2 separate regions of the Homo sapiens genome follow, and region 2 is linked to region 1. The links are chromatin contacts, found by Hi-C or POLR2A ChIA-PET in ENCODE. All regions are on one chromosome and are shown on one strand. Each heading gives the region's core, a stretch centred on a gene start or an enhancer-like site at or near the end of the contact. The rest is flanking DNA. Distances are from core to core; before and after follow the strand shown. Region 1 has its middle 130 kb from the start of LINC02533. Region 2 has its middle 86 kb from the start of LINC02533.

Region 1 (6,410 bases), core at 3,378-5,877:
TTGCATACACAGATCTATGCTTGGCATAGTCTATATATGTCATTTTTATATTTCAGCTATGAATCCAACACGTAAGTATCATAGAAGTTGGAGGCAGAACTGAAGCATTACATTAACATTTGCCTCCAAAAAGCCCCAGGGCTCCAGGATGCACAAAATCATTAGGCCAAAGCTGTTAGCAAGTCATTCAGTATCTCCATCGGTCAGTGCAGCTTGGTCTTGCAGAAGTCTGCACACTGGTTCCCCTAAGGAGGCCCCACGTTCTCCTCTGTTTGCCACTCCCCTTGCTGGGGCCACTTAATTCCTGACTCTTTTCGGACCAGGTTTCTCAACCTCTGCATCATTGACGTTTGGGCAACACCAGTCTTTGTTCTGGGTGCCGTCCTGTGCAGTGTATGGTGTTCAGCTGCATGCCCGACCTCCACCCAGTCAATGCCAGGACCACCTAACCCCAAGTCATGACAACCAAAAACGTCTGCAGACATTGCCAAATGTCCCCTGGGGGGCTGAATCGCCCTTGGTTGAGGACCACTGTGAGGATCTTTCACCATCATGGATTCTGGGCTCTGATGGTTTCCTCACTACAGTCCCAGAACGTCCTGGCTTTACTTCTGCATCATTGTAAGAGCTGTACTAGCTCTTTCCCAGGAAGTCCAGTTGCCTTTATAGAAATCAAGCTATATGATTGATGTCTAACATAGGGCATGATGTCTGGGGGCCAAAGACAGCAGGAAGATTTCTGCTTCACATAATTACCAGCAGGATGAGAAAGGCAATTGATAAAATGGAAAGTCCCTTTACGTTTCCAAGTCTGAGTTCCTCATCTGAGAAATGGAAGTAGGAATGGGAAGCTTGCCTAACTCAGGGCTGTCATGATGGTCAGCATGTTAAATAATTGACTCATTTGTTCCTTCAACATTTATCAAGAGAATGACATGCCAGGCACGGTGTTTGGTGCGTGAGATACAGAGAAGTATTAGACAAAGGGTCCGACCTCAGAGTAGAGACAGACACAAACACCTCTCTAACACAGTGGTTTCATTGGTGAATGTGTGGATCAACAAAATGTGGTGTGTGCAGACAGCGGAATATCACTCAGCCTTAAACAGGAGGGAAATTCCGACGCATGCTACAACACAGATGAATCTTGAGGACATGATGCTGAGTGAAATAAGCCAGTCACAAAAGGACAAACACTGTGTGATTCTACCTATACAAGCTACCTACAGGAGTGAAATTCATAGAAACAGAAAGTGAAATGGTGGTTGCCAGGGCCTGGGGGAGAGAGTGGGAGTTACTCCTCAATGATGTTAGAGACTGAACTGTGCCCCCCGAAATGCATATGTTGAAACCCTAATCCCCAGTGTGCCTGTATTTGAAGACTGGGCCTTAGGGAGGTAATTAGAGTTAAATGAAGGCCAAGCCCCAGTCCAATGGGACTGGTGTCTCTGTAAGAAAAGGAAGAGATGCCAGAGCCCCCTCTCTCAATAAGCACACAGAAGAAAGGCCATGTGAGGACACGGGGAGAAGCTGGCCAGCCACAGCCAGGAGGAGAGGTCTCACCAGACGCCAACCCTGCCAACGCCTGGATCTTGCACTTCCAGCCTCCAGACTGTAAGAAAATAAATGTCCGTTGTTTAAGCCACGCAGTCTGGTACTTTGCCATGGAAGCCCAAGCAAACTGATACAAATGGGTAGAGAGCTTCAGTTTGGGAAGATGAAAAATGTCTGGAGATGGGTGGTGGTGGTCGCACAACAATGTGAACATGCTTAATGCCACTGAACTGTACACTTAAAAATGGTTACAATGGCAAATTTTATGTTTGGTATATTCTATCCCAATAAGAAAGCCACACACCCACAGAGGCCATCAGAGAGATATGCACAGGACATTACGAGCCCTGAGAAGGGGGCCTGGCACAGCTGGGGAGGAGCATGGCAGGGGGGTTGGGGGTGGAAGAAAGAGCAGAGCAGATAGGGAAGCCACATAGGCTGAAGGACAGGCAAAGCCGAGATACGGAGGGTGAGAGGAGGGAGATGTGTGTGTTGAGAGCCACAGGCAGTTTGAAGTTCCGGGAGCTTGCAGTGGGAGGTGGGATGGGGAGGCGGCAAAGAGGTGAGAGCTGGCCTGCACAGCGAGGAGATGGGGGCCATGAACACCCCGGGAAGGAGACTGGAATTCCAGCCACCACTGAAGGCTGTTGGGCAGGGCAGCACCATGGTCAGTCACCTACACTGAGGCGATGTATGTGAAAGCCCTTTGCAGGCTGTAAACTCCTGCAGAAATGTAAAGTTCCATCACCGTGGTTATTGCTAGTGATGATGGCTGCAAGTGGCATAGAGCATCTGGTGGAACAATGGAACCTAGGGTTGCAGGGAGTATTATCTTGACTGCAGGGCCCCTCAAGGCAAGTTCAGGAAGCTTGGACAGCTCCTCAGAAGACGGCCTGTCCTGCAGATGCAGGTAAGAAACAAGGGGCCATAAATATGGACCAAAGATTGTTGAGAGCCACTAGGAGACACCTGGAATATAGTCACAAATCCAGACCCACAAATTCCGCCCAACAGAGACTTGGTTACTTAACAGAGCTGGCAGTGCAGGGTGGCCTATTGATGAGGCGGCTCCATTTCAAGAAAGCTCTGCAAGAATCTACACAGAAAAGAAAGCCTGGGACTCTGTTGAGGGAGCAGTCACAAATGTGAGACCTGAGGAGGAAGGAGGGAAGAAGGGTGTTGTTTTGACTATGGGAACTCATGCAGAAAGCAGTTAGACATTTTAAAGACTAGAAATGTGCTATGCACTGATATTTATTCAGAAATGGTGGGCTGAATATTTCCTATACTCATTATGGGAGCAGTTCTGCCCTGCGATGGTGTAAGCCCCGACTTGTACAACAAGGCTGGAGTATTGGAAGGTAACCCTGACTTTAGGTGCGAGATTTGTGACTTACATTTTGCATGTAATTCAAATATTTGTAGATTGAATCTTATCTCTTCATTGACATACATTAGAATCTCACAGCTGTAGTCAATTTGTTTCTGATTGACTTTTCCCTTCAAGGGCGTTGTTAGAGCCTTCCCTGCAACCCTTGCTTCTCTTGGTAGCCCTCAGAACACACGCACATGCGTGTGTACACACACGGAGCCCCGCGAGGCTGAAGGCTTTTAAAGAAAGCCCTTGACAAATCCTTCTAGATCATGAGCAATCATTTCCTAGCATTTCAGTTTTGAAGGTTCGGACTTTTCAATTTGGTCACAACTGAAATATGTTAAGCTCTGAAATAAAATATCATGAAGGCATTTCACACTTTTCATCTAAAACTCCAAAGCTAAAACTCAACAAATATTTATTTGGCATCTATTATACTTATCACTATGTGGAAAATATTTTGTTTATTTTCACTCTACCTGTCACTAAAGAATATTTATGGTGACTTTACAAAGAAGTATAAGACCAGACTTTCTGTTGGGAACAGCATCTTTCCCCCTTTGACTCCCTAGTGTCTGGCACAAGCTGTGGAACATAATAGACTCTCCACAAAAATTCTTTCAAAAAATGAATGAAAACACACAATCAATTCAATTAGGGAATCAGTATACACACACATAATAAAATAACTTTAAATATAAACATACATGGATATAATGGATGCTAAAGAAGTCATAAAAAAGTAAGAGGCGGTGAGAGCAAAAGAGGCGGGGCCAGCACTGATTGAGTCCTTACCTTGTGCCCAGCACTCAGACACTAAGTTCCATTTCCCTCATGAACCTCTGATCATTTGTAGCAGAAGAAGAAATCTAAGGGCCAGGAGGTTTTGTGTCTTGCACAAGATCACACTGCAAGTCAGAGAAGGATCTGGAATTTGAGCTCAGATTTGTAAGTCTCATCGTCCCTGTTTTCTACCCTGGCTCTGCCATGAAGTGCCACCAAAGGCTTTGAGAATGGAAGGAGGCCACTGTGGGGCTGGCTGTCTGGGAAGGCTCAGGGAAAGGAGGGATGTGAGCCGCACTTTGAGCCTGGGACTTGGGAAGAGCAGGGAGGGAGAGGGCCGGCTGGCTGGAGGAGGCAGCTGGCCAGGAGAGCAGTGGAGGATTGTCCTGGGAAAGAAGAACCAAACTGTGACAGCCTCGAGAGGCTTCCTCTCCAGGGCCAGAGCTGTTCCCAGGACATGATGGCTGGGCCACCAAATTGTAGACCCTTAAATGCCAGGCTAAGAACTGAAACTTCATCCTGTAGCAACAAGAGACCGTGAAGATTCAAGCCTGATTAACTGCAAAGTCATCTTAAGGGGAGACCGGAAAATTAAAGAATACACAGAGAGGGCGTGGAAAAGCTGAAGCTCCCTTTGCTAAGGAAAGCTGAGATCTGAAACACAAGCCTGCTCCTGCCCTTCTCTCTCCCCCACCGCAGCCTGCCACCTTTCCCAGCCCTTTATGCGCCTCCCTCGCATGACACACATAATCTAGTGACCTTGGTGACTAAGGCACAGAACTGGAGAGAATGCGTCACGCCCACTCATTCCTGCCAATGGCAAAGGGCTGCCCAGTTCAGACGTTCCCGGCAGGCAGCCACAGCATCCTCTCGCTCTGCATCCAGGGTGACTCAGCATTTGCAGAGACATGAATGTGATGCAAAGTGACTCAACCTCCCCCTCCCACAGGACTATCCCAAGCTGTGGGCTCTGTCCCAGGACCAACAGGACAGGTGCCAAGAGGGCAGGCCTTCGCCAGGCCCTGCACTTGAAGAGGCTGGGGAGGCCAGCCTGGCTGTAGGCTCCCCTCAGCCGGCCAGGTGTGCCCATCCCTGAACTCTCCTGCCATTGGCCTGTGCCAGAGCTGGGACCCCATCCAGATGAAGCCCTGATTTGGACATGAGGAAAAGGATCTCATTTTTAGTAACAGCACTGCAGATAACATGACGGTGTAGCCATGTGGATTCAGACTTAGAGATGGTCACAGGTGAGCAGCAGTCAGCCAGAGCCTAAGATGCTGGGGGTGGTTTTTGGAGCACACCTCAAAAAAGTAAATATTCTTTTTTATTATTATTATACTTTAAGTTTTAGGGTACATGTGCACAATGTGCAGGTTAGTTACCTATGTATACATGTGCCATGTTGGTGTGCTGCACCCATTAACTCGTCATTTAGCATTAGGTATATCTCCTAATGCTATCCCTCCCCCCTCCCCCCACCCCACAACAGGCCCCAGAGTGTGATGTTCCCCTTCCTGTGTCCATGTGTTCTCATGGTTCAATTCCCACCCATGAGTGAGAACATGCGGTGTTTGGTTTTTTGTCCTTGCGATAGTTTACTGAGAATGATGATTTCCAATTTCATCCATGTCCCTACAAAGGATATGAACTCATCATTTTTTATGGCTGCATAGTATTCCATGGTGTATATGTGCCACATTACATTCTAAGGAGATACAAAGTATGTATTGATGTGCTGACTTTTCATCTTAAAACCTCAATACTTCATATGTGAAATTCACCTCTCTGATCTGGGGCATCTAAACCATGACAAATAAAATCTCTCACCCCAAGGGCCTCTCCACCTCTCCCACGCCCTCCTTCTCACTAAACCAGTTCTTCAACTCCAGGCTCACTCCTCACAGATGCTTTCATTCTGACACAACACTCCTGGCTTTCCTTCCTCCCTCCCTCCCTTCCTTTCTTCCTTCCTTCCATCATTCCTTCCTTCCTTCCTTCCGCATCTGGGTTCTTTGGCCCTTTCAACACAACACTGCAACTTCCCTCCCTCCCTGGTCCAGCTGTGCTCGCCCAGTTGACCTCCAACCCTGCCATCTGCCTTTCTCACATTTGCTCCCATGCAGCAAGTGGGGTGGAAGAAAACCATGAACTAATTGCTGGCACTGGAGGTTTATTGCTTCTGGTCACAACTGTCCCTAGTCTGGCAATCCTCTTTTATGTCCCTAGCCAGACCCGTTTCTAACACTCTATGGTGCTGATTACAGACCTGTAATGCTCCCAGAGTTGGGGGCATCCTGAGGTGGGGGTGGTGGCCAGCATGCTGATGTTTACAGGTGCCTCCATAGCTGAGCCCAGCACTTTGGTGTTGGCAGTACCTGACACACCACAGAGTGATTCCCAACAGGAACTGAGCACAACAGTGGATGAAGACAGGGCTGCCGGGCACGTAACAGGCTCCCCATGGGGACTTGCCAGCTCCACTGAAAGCATCTGAAGTTCCTGGGTGTCCCCCATCAAGTAGAAGTAGAACAAAGGAAGTACTGTTTCGTTTCTATCCTTGGGAAACTGCTCTTATTCCCTAGATATGCGGCCAGGAAACTCAGAAGACAGTTTAAATACAGTGCTCTCCATAAACTTGAAAAAAGAAAAATGACCTCTTTCTTTCTGGGAAAAAAAAATATCCCTTTTTCCATTTAAC
Region 2 (6,409 bases), core at 2,093-4,592, 44 kb before region 1:
GGCTAAATCTTCCTTTCCTCCTGGTAATGGAGGTGCGGCCACCCCTCCCATTAGGGGCTCAGGCCCAGGGAGATCTCGGTTCTGTCCCTGAGCCTCTGGCTGCAGTTGTTGGAGTTCCTGCAGGGAAGCCCTGCCCAGTGAGGAAGGATGTGTCAGTGTCAGGCCTGAAGAGGCGCTCTGGCCACAGTCTGCCACAGCTGGTATGTTGGGCTGTGGGGGACACCTCTTGGGGACCAAGCCGTGGTGCCTCCCTGACTCCAGCAGGAGAAAAGTGCGGCCTGACTATAGAAATGGCTTCTGCCCTTCCCCCGCTCAGGGAGCTTAGTGTGTTAGGCAGTTATGAGTCCCAGTGCTGGCTGCTGCCTCTACCCCAAGGAGCTCAAATGGCTTAGGCAGCAGGCAGCTGCAGCTGTGGTGTTGGTCACCCCTCCCCCCGGAAGCTTGGCAGGCTTAAGCAGATTCCAGTGAGGGGCTGTTGAGAATGTGCGCGGCTCCAAGTTTGGGACCCTAGGCCCCGGTGGCATGGGTTTGCCAGTGGGATCTTCCAATCCGTAGGTTGCACAGTTCTGTGTAAAAAGCACGGTTTCCCCGGCTGGGTAGCACGCTCACTCACCGCCTCCCTTTGCTGGGGGTGGAACTCCCCTGCCCCGTGTGGCTCTTAGGTGGCTGCCACACTCCACTGCTCTTCCTTCCTTATCATGGATCACATCAGGTGCCTAAGTCAGTCCTGATGAGAGAACCTGGGTAGCTTGGTTGCCCATGAAGGATTTACGCACCAATTATGGTTCTTTTTCATAGGAGCCTTTGATTGCCGCTGTTTCTAGTCGGCTATCTTGGCTCCACCTAGAGTGTAGTCTTTAGAGTAACTGAGACAGGTTTGGTTAAGGCTTGTCCACTCTGCCTGATAAAATATATATAATTAAATTATGTATACATCATATTGGTGCATTGTATGTCTTTCATTATAACCCATAATACAGTCAGATTTGTAGTGTTTACTATTCTTTCTTATAGGTCGTAATCTAATAGAAGAAAGGAATTACATTTCTTTTCTTAATTAATAAATAATTGATTTTTTGAGATGGGGTCTCACTATCTTGCCCAGGCTGGTCTTGAACTCCTGGGCTCAAGTGATTCTCCTGCCTCGGCCTCCCAATTAGCTGGGTCTACAGGTATGAAACACCATGCCTGGCTACATCTATTTATTGTTTGCATTAGGTTCAATATATTGCATTATATCTATAAGCTGCTTGGTAGTTCTGTGAAACCCTTGAAATTATAAGCAAAATTTTATGTCTGTATGTGTGAATACAATTTTCTGGAAAAGGGGTCCATCACTTTCTTTAATTTCTCAGGGAATTTCAAGAAGCCATACAAAGGAATAACCATTGGCCAAAGATCTCACAGAGTCTGTTTATTAAGTAAAAATCTGTTTGTAAGGCACATCAGTTGTAGTACTCGTGCACTAATTTGTAGGTTTTAAGATTTGGATTTTTCTGTATTAGTTGTTCTTGAAATGGGGCTTACATACATAGCAATTCCCTGCTGTGGGATGTTTCAGCTTCTTCTTTTTGCTGGCTGGCTGCCCATGGGCCTTTTCAATACTTTCCGCTTCTGCTGGGAGATGGAATGATACAAGGATAGGAGATAACACAAACCAGTGAGGGTAGCTGCATTATAAGCAGCTCCAATAAGAGCTTTCAGGGAGGGAGAGTTGAAACTACTGATCCAAATGAGGCTTGGGGATTATCAGTGGATATCAATTATCCATAACCTTCTGGTCTCCCATGACTATCAATGACTTAAAGTTGGATGTAAGCTTAAATGATTTCTTTTAACTAAATGAAAAGGATCAAGTTCATAAAGACTGGTGAGCCTTGAGAGTTATGCTAAGACTCCATCACCTGGGCTGGGGTTTTGGCTCGGGGAAGAATTTGATTGGCAGGAAGTAGCAGAATTTCATTTTTAATGCTCTGGTCCATTAATAGCATGAAAGCACCACAGGCTATCTTTGGGAGAATGTCCCTAAAAAGCACAGCACTTCTCAAAGGGGGCGGCATGCTGAAATCTCTACAGAAGGGTGGGAAGGAGAAGCATGAGTGTGTGTATGGGATTTGAAAAACTTCCAAGGGACTGTCACGTGCTGCCCTCCTTGTCCCCACCCTCAGCTGAGGACTCACTGGTCTGTGAAGAATGAAATAGTATCTGTGGGACACATTGTGCTTCTTGGCAAGTTCTGTATTTACCATACTGTTGTCCTGCTTGTTGGCATTCAGAAGCAAACTTGACTTAACACAGGATATCCACTATGCATATTCTAACGTTTCAGCTTCCCCCGTTTATGTTTTTTATTCTACATACACCTGCCTTGACTTTGTCATATTCCTGGTACATGGATTCAGATGGAGACAGTCAAACAGCAAAATTTAGTGTATTTATCTCCAATAATGTGTCTCCCTGGAAAGCAGGAGTCATTTATTTGGGAAGACTCCCCCATTTTCTTCATTTTTGTTGATGGCTGAGTAACAAAACCCAGCCACCTCTTCTTCCCCTACGCTGTGGAGCAGCAAGAGAAAAACTTCTGGCAAGTTTTCCAAAAGGTGCCAGCATCTCAATGACCAAAGGCAAGAATGTCGATGTTGTTCAGCTGGGTGTGTGCCTGGAACATTTGCCCCATTGGAAAAGGAGAAGGTTTGCCTCACAATAGAACTCTGTGTTTCCTGTTAACATTCTGGAAAAACAGAAAATAATAGCAACCCGGGCTCCTCGAGTGCAATGCCACCGTGCCATCCATTTTGTGGCCTTTGGTGTTATTTAGCATTTTGGGTGCTCTCTCTATTGCTAGAGTAAGCAGACATAGAAAAATAGAACGATCAAGGGATATGCACACGCACACACACATGCACACAGATGTCTTACAACAGCGACCTTGGGTCTCATGAGCAGCACAAAGCCCAGAGAAGTTAAACAACTGGCCTATAGTCACACAGCCATGGCAGCGATGGTCACACGTGTTTCTAAATGTGTTCCTTCAGTCCTACGCTTCAGCCCTGGGTGTTGCTGCTTTTGGCTCCCTTTACTTTTAATTTTGTTCTGTTCCTAAAAAAGAACCCAAGAAAAAGAATGCTTACACTACGAGGAACAGAATAACAGAATTCTGTGTTTTTTCATCTTGCTCACAGACCTCCAAACCCAGAGGAGAATTCTGAGTGAGTAGCAGGGTGAGAGCTAAGCCCCAGGCCACGTGCACATGACCCCCACCTCCAGCCGAAAGTCATGGTCACATGTCACGCCTCCATGCGGCTGCAGGGCCAGGCATGTACTAAGAGCCCTGCCATGGGCAGTGCCAGGACGGGAGGAGACACACACTGAGGGCAACTGCTCTGGCCACAGGACCGGAGGGACGCATCCGACCTGAGGCACCTTCCTCCTTGGAGATTTCTGCCTCTGCTTAATTACAGCTGGCTTCTCTGAAGTCAATCTGGTCAAGGTCAACTGGCCACTATGGGAAATCAAGCTCAGGGAGGTAAATTTAGAGAGCTGAAGGGACACCCTCACTGCCTGCTCCAGCTATGACTCAGCGGAAATTCTGAAATGAAGAGCCAAATGCTTGTGGAAGAGAGCAGCATAGAGGCGTGTGGGATTGGCAGTGAATGAGTAAACATCAGGAATGGCTGAATGAATGAATGAACAAATGAAAGCACGAGCCCTTTGCATCTGCAGAGCGGCTCTGGGGAAAGTAACTGGAGTTAAGGACTCTCTGCAATGGGTTAGTTGGAGGATGCTTACAGGACGTGTGGAGTCCTTGGGGGAGCCTGGAGGTGACACTTGCTCCCTCCACGTGACACCCATGCAGTTGGGCAAAGCCTCTGAGTTTGACGGAGGAGGAAATCCTAAGTGGATGGACTTGGAGAGGGCCCGTGGCTCCCAGCCACCATATGACATACAGAAACAGGGTCGGCGGGGTGGTCGGCGGCAGCTGGCAGGCGTCTCTGGTTGGAAACGGAGCAGCTACAAATAGGCGGTGACCTTCTGTAGCCATCCTGCTCCCACAGAAGGAGATGCGCTCTGGGAAGAGGCTGCTGGGTGTGTGCCAGTGCTGAGGCCAGGGGGAAGGAACTCAGTCTTCCCATTGCAAGGAGCTCAGCTCCTTTGGGTAGCAGAGGGAAGGGGGACACCTGTCTCCATCTGGGGTGGAGATCCTGGTCTTACATTCTGCCAGAATGAGAGCCTGAAACACACTCAGTGGAGAATCCTGAAGAAGGACATGTCAGACATAACCCCAGGCGGGGCTCCCGCAAAGGTAGGGCGGGACACTGTCACCTGCGACGGCCATGAAGACTATTCCTTTCTGACCAGCTGGACCCAGTTTTTCTGATGTAGATTAAAGGTGGCAGGAAAAAGACAGAGAGGGGTGCCAGGAAACATCTTTGCCTTCTACTAATTCCAGATTCATTTATTATTTCTTTTAATATTCATCTTTTAAGGGGTAAGTGTCCCTTTCAGAAAGTTATGCCAAAGTCTAAATTACTTGAGACGCTGGTTTGCTTTCCTTCAACACTCTGAGATGACACATTGCACTCTGCAAACATTTATTGAGAATTGCTTACGTACAAGGCACCGTGCCAGATCATAAGACCAAACAAAGATTAATATAAGATTCATAACATGGTCATTGCAAGAGCATGGGCTTTGGAGTCAGACTCAAGTTTAAATCTTAATTCTAGCCCTCTGCCTTTACTTGGTGAAGCTCTTCTGTAAAATGGGTATATCAATACCTGCCTAATGAAGCGAGCAATGAGGATTAAATGGAATTCTTATGCAAAACAACTGGTACCGTGACTTCTGTGCTCCAGGCAATTCGTAAATGAAGATTCCCTCCCCTTGAGGAGAGTGGCAAAGTTGTTCAGTGGGAGAGAGGGTCGTGGAAACTACTACTGAATCCCAAACCAGGATCGGGATTTACTCAGCAACATGCAAGTAACATGGTATAGGACTGCAATGGGAGAAGCTCCAGGGGCATCACAAAAGGAGCATTTACAGTACCTTGAAGGGAAAGAGGGGTTTAATCATTGGAAGGTGGAGTGGGTGGCACCCCAGGCTAAAGGGCTAGCACAGACCCAGGCACAGAAACTGTCAAGTTGTGTAGCCTTCTCTGAGGATGGGGACTGCCCTGATGTGGCTGGGAATGGAGTGTGCCAAGGAGGCCATGGGGGTCAGCCTGGGCTGGAGCCTTGGGTGACCACAGTATCATCTCCTTGAGTGCATCTCATGGCCCTTCAGGGCTCTCCCAGGAGCAGAGGCTGCGTGTGGGCCTCAGTGGCTTCCTCTAGCCTGCTCCCCAAAGCTCTGTATCTAGAAGAAATTCCCCAGAGCTCCAGGATCTGTGACTAGCTCCTTTCCTGGCATGTTTGCTGCAGCTACAGAGGGTTTTAATTGGGCTCTGTGTTCATAGATCAGCTGAATCCCAAGACATATTAGAAGAATCGTATTGTGCCAAGCCATTGGTTGGAAGTCATCCTGTTCCTTTGGGCATTAATTAGACCCTATTTATCCACAGTGTCCAGTTTTGAACATGACCAAAACCTGAAGATATCAAAGAGGAACAGGAAGGGCACAAGGGAGATCACAGGGATAGGGGATCATGCTGTCCCAGACAGGCTGAGAACATAGGTTGCCTGGGGAGGAGGAGGCTAGGAGCAATGTCGGGATTCTCTCTACATAGAGAATTTTCACTAGGACAAAAATTATTTTCCTCCCTGTCTTGGAGACTAGAGAGAAATGCAGGCCAAGCAGCATCAACTGGGGCCACACACAGGGGTCTCTTCTTTCCCCCATCTGCCTTGAGCATCATGACAGATGAGATGAGGAGAAGAAGGTTTGTGCAAACCCATGATACTGTCCCCAAGTCTACTCATGAGACCAGGATGGAGCACACAGGCTGGATAGGGACAGCCTTGCATTGGCTCTAGTGAATTCTTTAAAGACTAAGGCATTTGCAAGCTTCAAATGAGTTCTGTCTTCAGCTCTTTGAGCAGCACATTCCTTGGTGGATCTCACCACAGATTGCAAAGCACAGGGTGCTGGGGCTGGGAAGACTGGGTGGCTATCCCTAACTCTGAGTGTGCCCCCATGGCACAGGTCCCTCGAGGAAGGGCAAGACAGGGTGAAGTCCCAAACTGGCCTCTGTGCAACCAGAGACAGCACCAGGGCACTCACCTGGTGCCTGGAATCTGCAGAAGAGAGGGATCACAGGAAGGGAGGAGAAGGTGAAATTCAGGTTGAAGAAAAGTCAACTGTTGCCTCATTCTCTTGCAGACTCTGGCTCTCAATGTGTTCCTACAAGATAAAGGATGGTGAAGGTGACATGGGCCGGGGACAAACTCAGTGCTTGCCAGTGTCTGGTGCA

The links. A loop is a pair of places that touch in the nucleus more often than their neighbours do. ChIA-PET counts read pairs that join two places held with the same protein, here RNA polymerase II (POLR2A). Pooled maps may share reads with other maps.
Region 2: a loop to region 1 is called in a map of PC-3, with 10 times the contacts of the local background. The contact joins two enhancer-like sites. A Hi-C loop is called at or near these places in 16 of 168 maps with a recorded cell type or tissue (MCF 10A, PC-3, PC-9 and 10 more), 2 of 37 single-sample maps with no recorded cell type and 18 of 50 pooled maps. POLR2A ChIA-PET finds 5 or more read pairs at or near these places in 3 of 52 experiments (AG04450, WTC11 and activated T-cell).

Annotation. Positions count from the first base shown.
Region 1 is chr6:4,356,953-4,363,362 of GRCh38, reverse strand. No RefSeq gene overlaps it. Among named protein-coding and RNA genes, the nearest start is that of LINC02533, 130 kb to the left of the region's middle. RefSeq lists enhancers at 3,667-5,015, 3,836-5,035, 4,313-5,064. Within about 2 kb of position 4,627, at least 18 of the 41 ENCODE cell types and tissues checked have a DNase peak (open chromatin) inside an H3K27ac peak, as active enhancers do; they include PC-3, ascending aorta, gastrocnemius medialis and 3 more, where a contact is called at or near this core.
Region 2 is chr6:4,399,789-4,406,197 of GRCh38, reverse strand. No RefSeq gene overlaps it. Among named protein-coding and RNA genes, the nearest start is that of LINC02533, 86 kb to the left of the region's middle. RefSeq lists an enhancer at 2,704-3,577. Within about 2 kb of position 3,342, at least 12 of the 41 ENCODE cell types and tissues checked have a DNase peak (open chromatin) inside an H3K27ac peak, as active enhancers do; they include PC-3, ascending aorta, gastrocnemius medialis and 3 more, where a contact is called at or near this core.